2 separate regions of the Homo sapiens genome follow, and region 2 is linked to region 1. A link is an interaction called in ENCODE POLR2A ChIA-PET data of the cell type or tissue named here. Cell type or tissue: A673. All regions are shown on one strand. Region 1 has its middle 61 kb from the start of CDCA7L. Region 2 overlaps DNAH11 (dynein axonemal heavy chain 11).

The links. ChIA-PET counts read pairs that join two places held together with the same protein. Peaks named below come from ENCODE experiments on the same cell type or tissue, not always from the same donor. Only the 100,000 strongest peaks of a DNase experiment are listed, where the experiment ranks them.
Region 2: POLR2A ChIA-PET joins it to region 1 with 7 read pairs; 3 of 35 experiments call an interaction of 5 or more read pairs at or near these places.

What each region holds. Positions count from the first base shown.
Region 1 is chr7:22,004,792-22,009,791 of GRCh38, reverse strand. No RefSeq gene overlaps it. Among named protein-coding and RNA genes, the nearest start is that of CDCA7L, 61 kb to the right of the region's middle. In A673, no CTCF peak of the experiment used is centred here; a DNase peak (open chromatin) is centred at 2,271; H3K27me3 peaks cover 1,229 bases.
Region 2 is chr7:21,868,732-21,873,731 of GRCh38, reverse strand. It overlaps DNAH11 (dynein axonemal heavy chain 11), which reads right to left. Exons shown (of 82, transcript NM_001277115.2): 73 at 4,741-4,868; 74 at 231-458. Among named protein-coding and RNA genes, the nearest start is that of CDCA7L, 75 kb to the left of the region's middle. In A673, no CTCF peak of the experiment used is centred here; no DNase peak of the experiment used is centred here.

The DNA.
Region 1 (5,000 bases):
GGCCTTTCTCCAAGGGGCGAGGTTTTCAGAGCAGCCCCATCTTCTCTCCCATTCTTACTATCCACTCTCCTCTGCTCCATACCCCTGACACCTTTGGAGAGACAGTGACTGTGACTATGTGTCAAGTTGATAGTTCCTTGTCAACTCATTATAAAATGTCGTATTTGTGCCAGGAAACTTAAAGTTGAAATATAGATGAGCTGGTCAATATTTTTCTTCGGAACAATTGCCCCATCATTGTTGCAGGAGAGGTGAAGTTCTGTTTCCTAGGAAAAATCTGTAGAGCTAAATTACCTTGGTAGTTTTTAGAAAATGTAATGTGCTTGTCTGGGTGTGGTGGCTCATGCCTGTAATTCCAGAACTTTGGGAAGCTGAGGCGGGTGGATCATCTGAGGCCAGGTCAGGAGTCGAGACCAGCCTGGCCAACATGGCAAAACCCCATTTCTACTAAAAATAGAAAAATTAGCTGGGAGTGGTGGTGCACGCCTGTAGTTCCAGCTACTCAGGACGCTGAGGCAGGAGAATCACTTGAACCCAGGAGGTGGAGTTTGCAGTGCGCTGAGATCGTGCCACTGCACTCCAGCCTGGGCGATAGGAAGAGACTCAGTTTCAAAAAAAAAAAAAAAAAAAAAAGAAAAGAAAAGAAAAAGGAAAGAAAGAAAGAAAATGTAATGTGCTAGATTAATCATCTAGCCATTAAAAAAAAAGATGTGATTTTCAACAGTTTGAATGTGTGAAAATACTAGTGGTAGAATGTGAATTTAAAAGACAAGATACAAAATTGAATGTGCGTTGTGATTTGAACTTTGTAAACAATGAAACGAGGTGAGTTTAGATGGCTGAAAGAGTAGAGAACAGATCATTAATAAAGGTTATTTCTTAGCGGGATTTTCGAGTAATTCTTATTTTCACTTTTGTATCTTGCTATGTTTTCCAAATCTCTATAACGAGCACATACTATTCCCTCCCCACTTCTTCCCCCCTTCCCTCTCCCCCTATTTCCCTCTCCCCCACTTCCTTCTTTTTATTGATTACCTAATAACTGCCAGGCAATATACCAGTTTCTGAGAATAAACAGATGTAAATAACAGAGTTCCCTGAGGAAGTAGTCACACTAAAATTTCCAAAGTGCAGCCATAAACAGACTAAAGGATTCCTATTCCAATCCATCCATGGGACAGAGGGTGCTGTTCTGAAACATATCATCATCTCTTTGGAATTTTCAGGTGCAGTATAGCCAGTGATTATGCTTATTGTAAATTGTGGATTCCCTTGGACAAATGTTCCTTTCAATACAGAAATGCACTAAATAGAGACTTTGGCACCTATTCCTGAAACGAGTGTTAGGAAGCACAATTCATTTTGGATCCTTTCCAGAAGATCCTGGACAAAGCCTGTTGCTGTGATGGCTTGGTGGGGACGTTGGTGCTCCTGTCACATCGTCCCACGCCCCACTTCTGGCTTACTACCAAGAGAGCAGACATCAGGGTTGAAAGGCAAGTCAGCAAGGCAGCTGGGCTCCCCCCACCCCTTGTATCCTGGTGGCCCCTGATGACTCCCAGCACAGCCTGTCTACTGCTGCTTCTCCTGGACTCCTCATCCTGTCCCAGGGACAAATTCTGGCTCTCCAGTGGGGCCCTCGGCAAGGACCCCTGAGGGTCTGTAGTTGGCAAAGACAATAGTGTTAAATACCTGGGGTCAAACAGCTGTAGGAGAAAATAAGTCTTTCTCTTTGTCTGGCCTGGCTACACATCTTTCTTTTTCTTTCATACTGTTCTTTTTTCTTTCTTTGGTCTTACAGACTGTTTTCAAAGCCCGGCTGAATGGTAGCTTGTGAGGAAAAAAAAAAAAAAAACAACCATATTGAAAAGACAAGTAAACGTCCAGAAATCTGGAAAGAAGAAAGAAAATCTCATGACTGTAACTCTGACCTCAGCTGACTCAAATAAGGTGTCCATTACTGCACGATTAGAACCACCTACACAAGACAAAGTGAATTTCTAATCAACAGGTAGTAATAACAAAACCCCTTCAAAGGCCAAGAAGCATTAGAGTGGATTATCCATGAAGAGAGGATTAGAAAAAGAGAGACCCGGAACCCAGCAAAGGAAACCCCAGCGGGCCAGCTGGCTAATGTTTGGGATAATAATTCCAAATGTATTAAAATAAATTGTTAGAAAGAAAAGGCTGAAGGCAATAAAAGCAAGCTTCACATGATACTGTATACTGTGGATAAAATCATGCACATTTGCAGTAGTCAATTCCCCAGAGGCAGCCTGTAAAGGCACCCCCCAGGAGAGACAGCAGAATTTAAAGAGACAGGAAGCCCACTGCTAATAAGAGTTGCTAGAATATGGATGGCGGAGGGAGGTGTTTATAACGAAGCCTGCCTCACGGAACCTTCTTGTCCATTTTTCCTGTGGCCTGAGGAGTACTGATTCATAAACAATGTTGAAATGGGAAGGATATAGCAGGAGTAGACAGCTTCACTCCTCCACAGTCTTAAATGCAGTCTTGCTTCATAAAGGACTTCTTCATTCCCTTAAGGAGAGAAATGTCTCTTTTTAAATTGTTATTATGTTTTTTGAGACATGGTCTCATTCTACCATCCAAGCTGGAGTGCTGTTGCACCTTCACACTCACTATAGCCTTGACTTCCTGGGTACCAGTGATCCTCCCACCTCAGCCTCTGGAGTAACTGGGACCATAGGTGCGCGCCACCACGCCTGGCTAATTTTTTTTTTTTTTTTTTTTTTGAGACAGAATCTCACTCTGTCGCCAGGCTGGAGTGCAGTGGCAAGATCTCGGCTCACTGCAACCTCCGCCTCCCAGGTTCAAGCGATTCTCCTACCTCAGCCTCCTGAGTAGCTGGGATTACAGGTGCCTGCCACCACACCCAGCTAATTTTTGTGTATTTTTAGTTGAAACTGGATTTCACCATGTTGGCCAGGCTGGTCTTGATCTCTTGACCTCGTTTTCCACTCACCTCAGCCTCCCCCTGGCTAATTTTCAAGACAATTTTTTGTAGAGATGGGGTCTTTCTATGTTGCCCAGACTGGTTTAGAGCTTCTGACCTCAAGCAATCCTCCCACCTCAGCCTCCCAAAGTGCTGAGATTACAGGCATGAGCCACTGCACCAGCCAAATGTCTCTTCTTTTTTTCCCACTTTAGGAGTTTCAGCAGAAATCCGTCTCAGTTCTTGACCCTCAAGGGAAGGACTAGAATTCGGAAGGCCACGGGAGGGTAGAGTGATCCATTGTTATTTTCCCTATATCCAGAGCCTGCCAACATTTTAAAAAACTATCATTTCTAAGTTTTCAATGATAAGATTTCTCACAGATCCATCACCACACTGAACCATTTGGGAAGAAGCCTGGAATGGATTAAACAGCCTCAGCTTCTCCAGAGTCATGTATATTCTGCTCCCCTTTTGTCTTCATTTCATTTAAACATTTTTTTAAGATCTAAGTTTCATTAGATATCAGCAAACCTTAAACTTTCTTATTTAATATATTTCAAATATACATAAAGTATAGAGAATATTTTTAAAAAATCTACCAACCCACCAGCGAGCTTTATCAACTCTGAATATTTCTGCCATCATTTTTTATCTTGAGTGACTCTTTTTTGGTTAAGTTTTTTTTTTTTTTTTTTTTTGCTTATTTGAGATTGCTTTGTTACTTCCAGGAAATCTGTACATGCTATTTATTGGAATGTTCCCCCTAATTTTTTCGATTTTTAGCCTAGGTCAGTGAAATAGAACAACTAGTCTAAGCTGGAGGAACTCACTGAGCCAAAGATTACAGGCTCCTTATATAATCACTGGGCCAAAGATTCCTGCAGTTACAGGCTGCTTCTTAACTGTTTTATTTATGAATCTGAAATTCCTTTATGGTTAACTTTTGAATAACTGGTGGTATTATTACTGAAGGATTTCGTTTCTGACTTGATTTGAGAGTGTGCATTGAGTCTTTGGGTCCAGTTTAATACCATCCATCCATCAATCCATTCAACTATTAAGTGCCCAACACTTAGTAGGTGCTGTTGAAGATGAAGTAAACACAAAGACAAATAAAAATGATTCTTGTCCTCCAGCCTTTATGGTTTATTGAGGAAACAAGACCTGCAACAAGTAATTTGAGCAGTGGTTTAAGAGAGAGGATAAAGGCTTTAGAGGGCTTTATGAGGATCTCCATGAAAAAGCTCCTGATTATTTTGATGAGTACTCAAAGAGGTCTCTACAGAGGATCTGAACATGAATTAACCCTGAAGAAAGAATGAGAAGCCAGAGGTCAAGATTATGTGTGGGAAGGACATGCCAGGGAAAGAACAGGAGGCAAATGCAAGTTCAAGAACTGGGAGGCAAGAAAGAGCACAGCTTGTTTAAGGATTAGCCATGTTTAGTTGCATGGCTGGAATGCAACTGTGTGTTGTTGGGGTTTTTGAGGTTGGAAGGGGAGGAGTAGAATAAGGAGAAATGACAGGAGATGACAGAAGAAAGCAAGCCAGGGACCAGATCTTGCCCGCTATTTTGCCCATAAAGGAATGTAGCCAAAGCAAAGTTTCCTGGATACAGTGTTCCTTTCACTAATCTCCCTTGGCTCCCAGTCTACCTTCCAGCTAATTAGAACTTGCTAAATGCTCCAGCATCCTCTCTTTTGGATGGCTGTGTATCTAGTTGGTTTTGATTTATTTGATACATGAGAATGTCATGAGGCCATTAATTTACCTCTTTGTAGATTTCTCAAGGAATAAGACCAAGATTAAATCTGTTTTTCCATACCCGGATGTTGCCTTGTATAATCTTCCAACCAAAAAGTTTCAAACCTTTCTAGCAGGGCTGAGGATAGAAAATTGGGGATCTAGATCCACACATATCAATTCAAAATTGAATGGTGCTCTCTCAACTTTACCAATCTATTGCACCACATAGGTGTTCAACTCTGCAAGAGACACGTGTACCTTTGTAAGGACGAGGAAAAGACAATCTAATAGGTTTA
Region 2 (5,000 bases), 140 kb after region 1:
TTTCTTAATGTTAGGGTGAGACTGAAATATATTTACTGGTCATTAGAATCGGAAATGACAGGGGCAATTCTTTCAAGAGATTAAAACACGCCCACCCCTACCCTTCCACATGCGAACATTAAGAACTTGCTTCATCCCTCTCAATGACATGCCTGGGTTGATTCTGGGCCCCACAGTCTTGTGAGATGACTCTGACTTCATTGTCTGCCTAGCCTGCTTCGCTTTCTTACCTGATCAAAGTTGTACAGGGCGGCATGCAAATTGGCCAGCATCCCTGTTGGGGGTTCATTAGTGATCTTAATGGAATTTTCCAGGAGTCCTTGAGGGATGATATGCTCATCTGGTGTAGGTGCAGACTCAGCACTCATGAAAACCCTGTAATCTCTGTGGCTTCCTTGGCTGAATCTTTCAAGGAGCTTCTCCAAGGTTCCTAGCCACTTGGCTACCAAATGAACATTCTGAAAGATAGCATGGTGCATAATTCCTGTGAAGGTGAGGCATATTACTTGAATTATAAGATTACATTTTCCTATATATAATTGCACTGAAAACTCAGAGAACCATGATTCAAATTTTCCTTTATCAATACATCATAAAAATTTTCCTTTATCAATACATCAATACATCAAAAAAAAAAAAAGCCAAAAGGGAATTGAACCTTGAACATATTAAATGTTCCCAATCAACACAGACTGTCTTTGTAATCCAAAATCTCCACGCAATACACATACCTACTTCAAAAGCCCACCAGTCACTTCTGAGATGGAGTTGCCTAGTACTTTTCTTTGTTATGGTTCAAATACAATTACTGAGACATATTGGGGTTAGTTTGAGAAAATATGAAAACTAAAAGCCAGAAATGTGCCTGACACCCTCTTCATTGGTTTCTGATGGAAACCTCTTCTACTCAAACTCCTACTCATAAGCATATGAACTCAAAAGGAAATAAGGGAAGCAAGGCTAGCTGAAAGCAAGCAATCATTCATTGTTAAGATGTTTTGTTTATTCCTAACAGATGATTTTCCTTAAATCCTAGGTCTGTTGAAAATCACACACAAAAAATTAAATGCCACCACCGTTGTCATTCTTTTCTTTTCCATTTTATGATTCACAAATTTGCTCTTCCAATACCAAACACCTACAGGTTATAGCTTGGTAGTTGGTGCTGGGAGGGAGATATAAAGGCTGCACCTTACATGTTCTCTGGCTTTGGAGAAGTCCTTGATACAGTAATTGAAATGTCACACCCAGATATATATAATTATTTCCAACAAAGAAAAACATTTAAGATTATAACAGCTACAAAAATACAGAGAATGAGGGCAAACATGGAACAAAATAATAATGCAAGTATCCTTCTTTAAAATTTCTATTGCAAAAAGATCTAAGCCCACTCAGTCATTCACATTATTGGCTTTTATTCCCTTGGCAAATAATGAACACTGGTAGATGTGGTGGGCAGAATTATGCACCCCCAAATTCATATGGTGAAGTCTTAACCCCCAGCATCTCATAATGTGACTGTATTTGGAAATAGGGTCTTTAAGGAGATAATTGAAGCTAAATGTGGTCATTATGAAGGTTTTTTTTTTTTTTTTTTTTTTTTTTGAGACAGAGTCTCGCTCTGTCACCCAGGCTGGAGTGCAGTGGTGCGATCTTGGCTCACTGCAAACTCCGTCTCCTGGGTTCACACTATTCTCCTGCCTCAGCCTCCCGAGTAGCTGGGACTACAGGCACCCACCACCACGCCCAGCTAATTTTTTTTGTATTTTTAGTAGAGACGGGGTTTCACTGTGTTAGCCAGGATGGTCTCGATCTCCTGACCTCATGATCTGCCCTCCTCGGCCTCCCAAAGTGCTGGGATTACAGGCTTGAGCCACCCCATCCTGCCAATGAAGGGTCTTAAACCAATATGACTGATGTCTTTATGAGAAGAAGGGATTAGGACCCAGAAACACAGAAGACAAATCACATGAAGACACGGAAAGTTGGCCGTCCACTCTAGCAAAGTAATACAGTAGGTAAGGACTCTAAGTTCCCTCCTTTACATGCTTACTAACAGGTTATAAGGAAAGCGTATTTCTCATTCCTAATTGTGCCAATCATAAAAGAAAACAACAGAAACAATAATAAAACCTGCTTTGTAAACTCAATTATATCTTCATTCTCTGTCTTATGGGCTACAACAGTACCTTACTTGAAAAGTTTACTTGAATCAAATGTAAAAATATTCTAGGTAGTGACTTTGGAGTCACTGAAGGGGACAGAAAAACCTCTAAGCAAGCCATCGTGGAGCACAGGCACACTTTGGAATCTAGCTTGGCAGCTATTCTTGAGGGTACTGGCTTTGGGACTGGCTAGATTCTTATGCCTATTTTTCCAAGAACAGCAATGCTTGTGCAACACTTTTAGACAATCTATATGTCTTGGAAATGCATGAAAAATGGTCATTTTGCCCTTGAAAAATGGTTTTTAATATCTGTTATGTTAATTCACAAGCCTTCTGGTGTGCATGTGAGATAAAGATAGTTGCCGGCCTGCTACTTTTATAATAGTTTTCTCTGGAATTTGGGCTTTCGATTAACTACTATCTAAACACCTTTAGAGGGCTCTATCTAATCATAATAATTGATCACATTGGGGCTTAGGTAAGAACTAATTAACATGTACATACATATCATATACCCACGTTAATGTAATTTAATGTAAATTATGAACAGTATAACAAGTTTTCATTATGTTTGCCTTCTCTTTCTTCAAAGTCCTGCTTCTCTTTTTCCTGCTGATCAAATGGATACTAGCAACTTCTAGACACTGGGATGGCCCAAAGCCTGGTATAATCTCTCCTTACCAATTACTGTATGTGGGTACAGGGGTGGGGAGTGAAGAGGTTTAAACAGTTAAATTCTTGGTTACTGGCATAGCTCTAACAACAAAAATCAAAGGTCTGAAACAAATATCCAAAAGTAGATCCTTGACAAAATAAGATCTTTTAAGTTTTTTTTATGTTAAAATTTACAACTTGCAATTTTAGGGGCAACAAATAGCTCAGCACAGATACAAAAGTAATGGAAATAGTTTATTTTGAATACGTTCTTTTGAGGATGACTATAGCCCTCCTAGTGTTCTCTCCAGTCTGAGCCACTGGGAGCATGAGAATGCTCAAAGAGCTCTTTCCTTTCTGAGACAACCTTAAAATTTACCTAACTGTCTGAGTGTCAACTGTTTTCTCTGAAAAAGCGAACCCTCCTGTGTTTCTGAGCCTCAGAAGGGGATGCACTACACTGCCCTCAAGTCCCCTTACAAAGGTCTCTATTAAGGCCTCATCTAAGCAGTGGGTATTATCATCATCCCAGAAGGTTACATTCCTGCAATCATAAGCCTGCTTGGACTCTGGAAGCTTCTTTATGAATCCAGTTGCATTTCAAGCAGAAATGCCAAAGGCACCGAGCCTGGATACTGGAGACACTAAGGGAGGCCAACGCTGTATCTTGCATGAGGGTGGCTATTTTCAGGAATGTCACCTGCTGCTAAACAGTCCTAGACTGAAGTACCAGCTCTGCCATCCAATCAGCCCTGTGGCCTTGAGGCTCTCCAGCCACTCGGATGCTCACTTTTCTCATCTTTATATAGAGAATCACGACTCCTAACCTAGGAGCTTTGTTGTAATGATTCCAGATAAGGCAGCCTGTGAATTGCCTACTGACGAGAACCTTTGCATGACTCAGCTGAAAACTAAATAGCCATTCCTAGACCTAGTGAGACAGCTAGCAGAGCTTGCTGTGGATGGAGTCAGCACATTCCTCAGGTGCCCCCTAATGCTGGCCTGTGCTCCACTGGTTCTTGTAATACTCAGCCAAGGGGGGCATCCCAGAGGACACTGGGTGGGAGAACCAAAGGTCTGTATGATGTTTGCCTGAGAAGGGATAAAGGAGTTGTCTACTCAAACCCCTATAATTTACAATCAAAGGGAATGTTACACACTAGGTAGGGGCAGAGTTGGACTTGTATGAGATAATGATTGATGCAGGAGCCAAGTATTGGGGAAGGTCCCCAGAGAATCTCTGACCTGCCTGTGCATTGGGAGAATGTGGTAGAGCCATAGGAAATTCACACCATTTGCAGCGGGGAGGAGCCTGGCCTCCACAGCTCCTGGGCAGTGGCCTGGTATTCAATCTGTGAGGTTGGGGTGTGTTAGCAGGATCCCCTCTCACTTTGCTGAGACTTTTTTTTTTCTTTTCGCTCAATAAATTCCATTCCCCCCACCCTTCAATGTGTCTGTGTTCCTAGTCCTTTCTGGTTGTGTGACAAGGACCTGGTTTTAGCTATGCTAAGGAGCAAAATTCTGCAACAACAATATACATTAAAAAAGAGTTCTGTCGACTCTAACGTCAACCCAGATACTATGATAACACTGTTAGCAATCTAAACAAGCCTGCGTGTTCTCAGGCACTACTGAGTGTTCCAGATATCTCTAAGTGAGGGGAACGACGAAGTTCTTCCTAATAGTTTTAATTTTAGAGTACAATGGCTAGACAGTCTCTCAGAAGATGACAGCCATCGCTGTCCGCAGAGCCCCTCACCATCTTTGCAGGCATCATGAACACTGACAGTACTGCTTGCACTCTGCAAATCGCCATGCACAGCGGTGTTAAGGGAGCATTCTGTTGGGCGGGCCAGCTCTGCCCTGGCCCTCCTCTGTGTTTATGCCCAGTGTCTTCCCTGAAACTTAATACTCACTTGGAGGATGACCCAGTGTCCTCCTTTGGAAGCTTTCTCCAGGGCCACTTCTGCCACCGTCTCCTGACCTTGTCCTAAAGACACATTGTGGAATTTTCCAGAGTCAATTGTAAAGCCAAGTCTTTTGCCTGTGGGAGAATACACCACGGTGAGAGGAAATGTCTATGAAGGAGGGTGAGAGGAGCCTGGAATTCTGTGGTCTAATGCACATCTGTGGTCACCGCAGCCATCTTCTGAGTGACTTTCCTGAAGAATCCCAA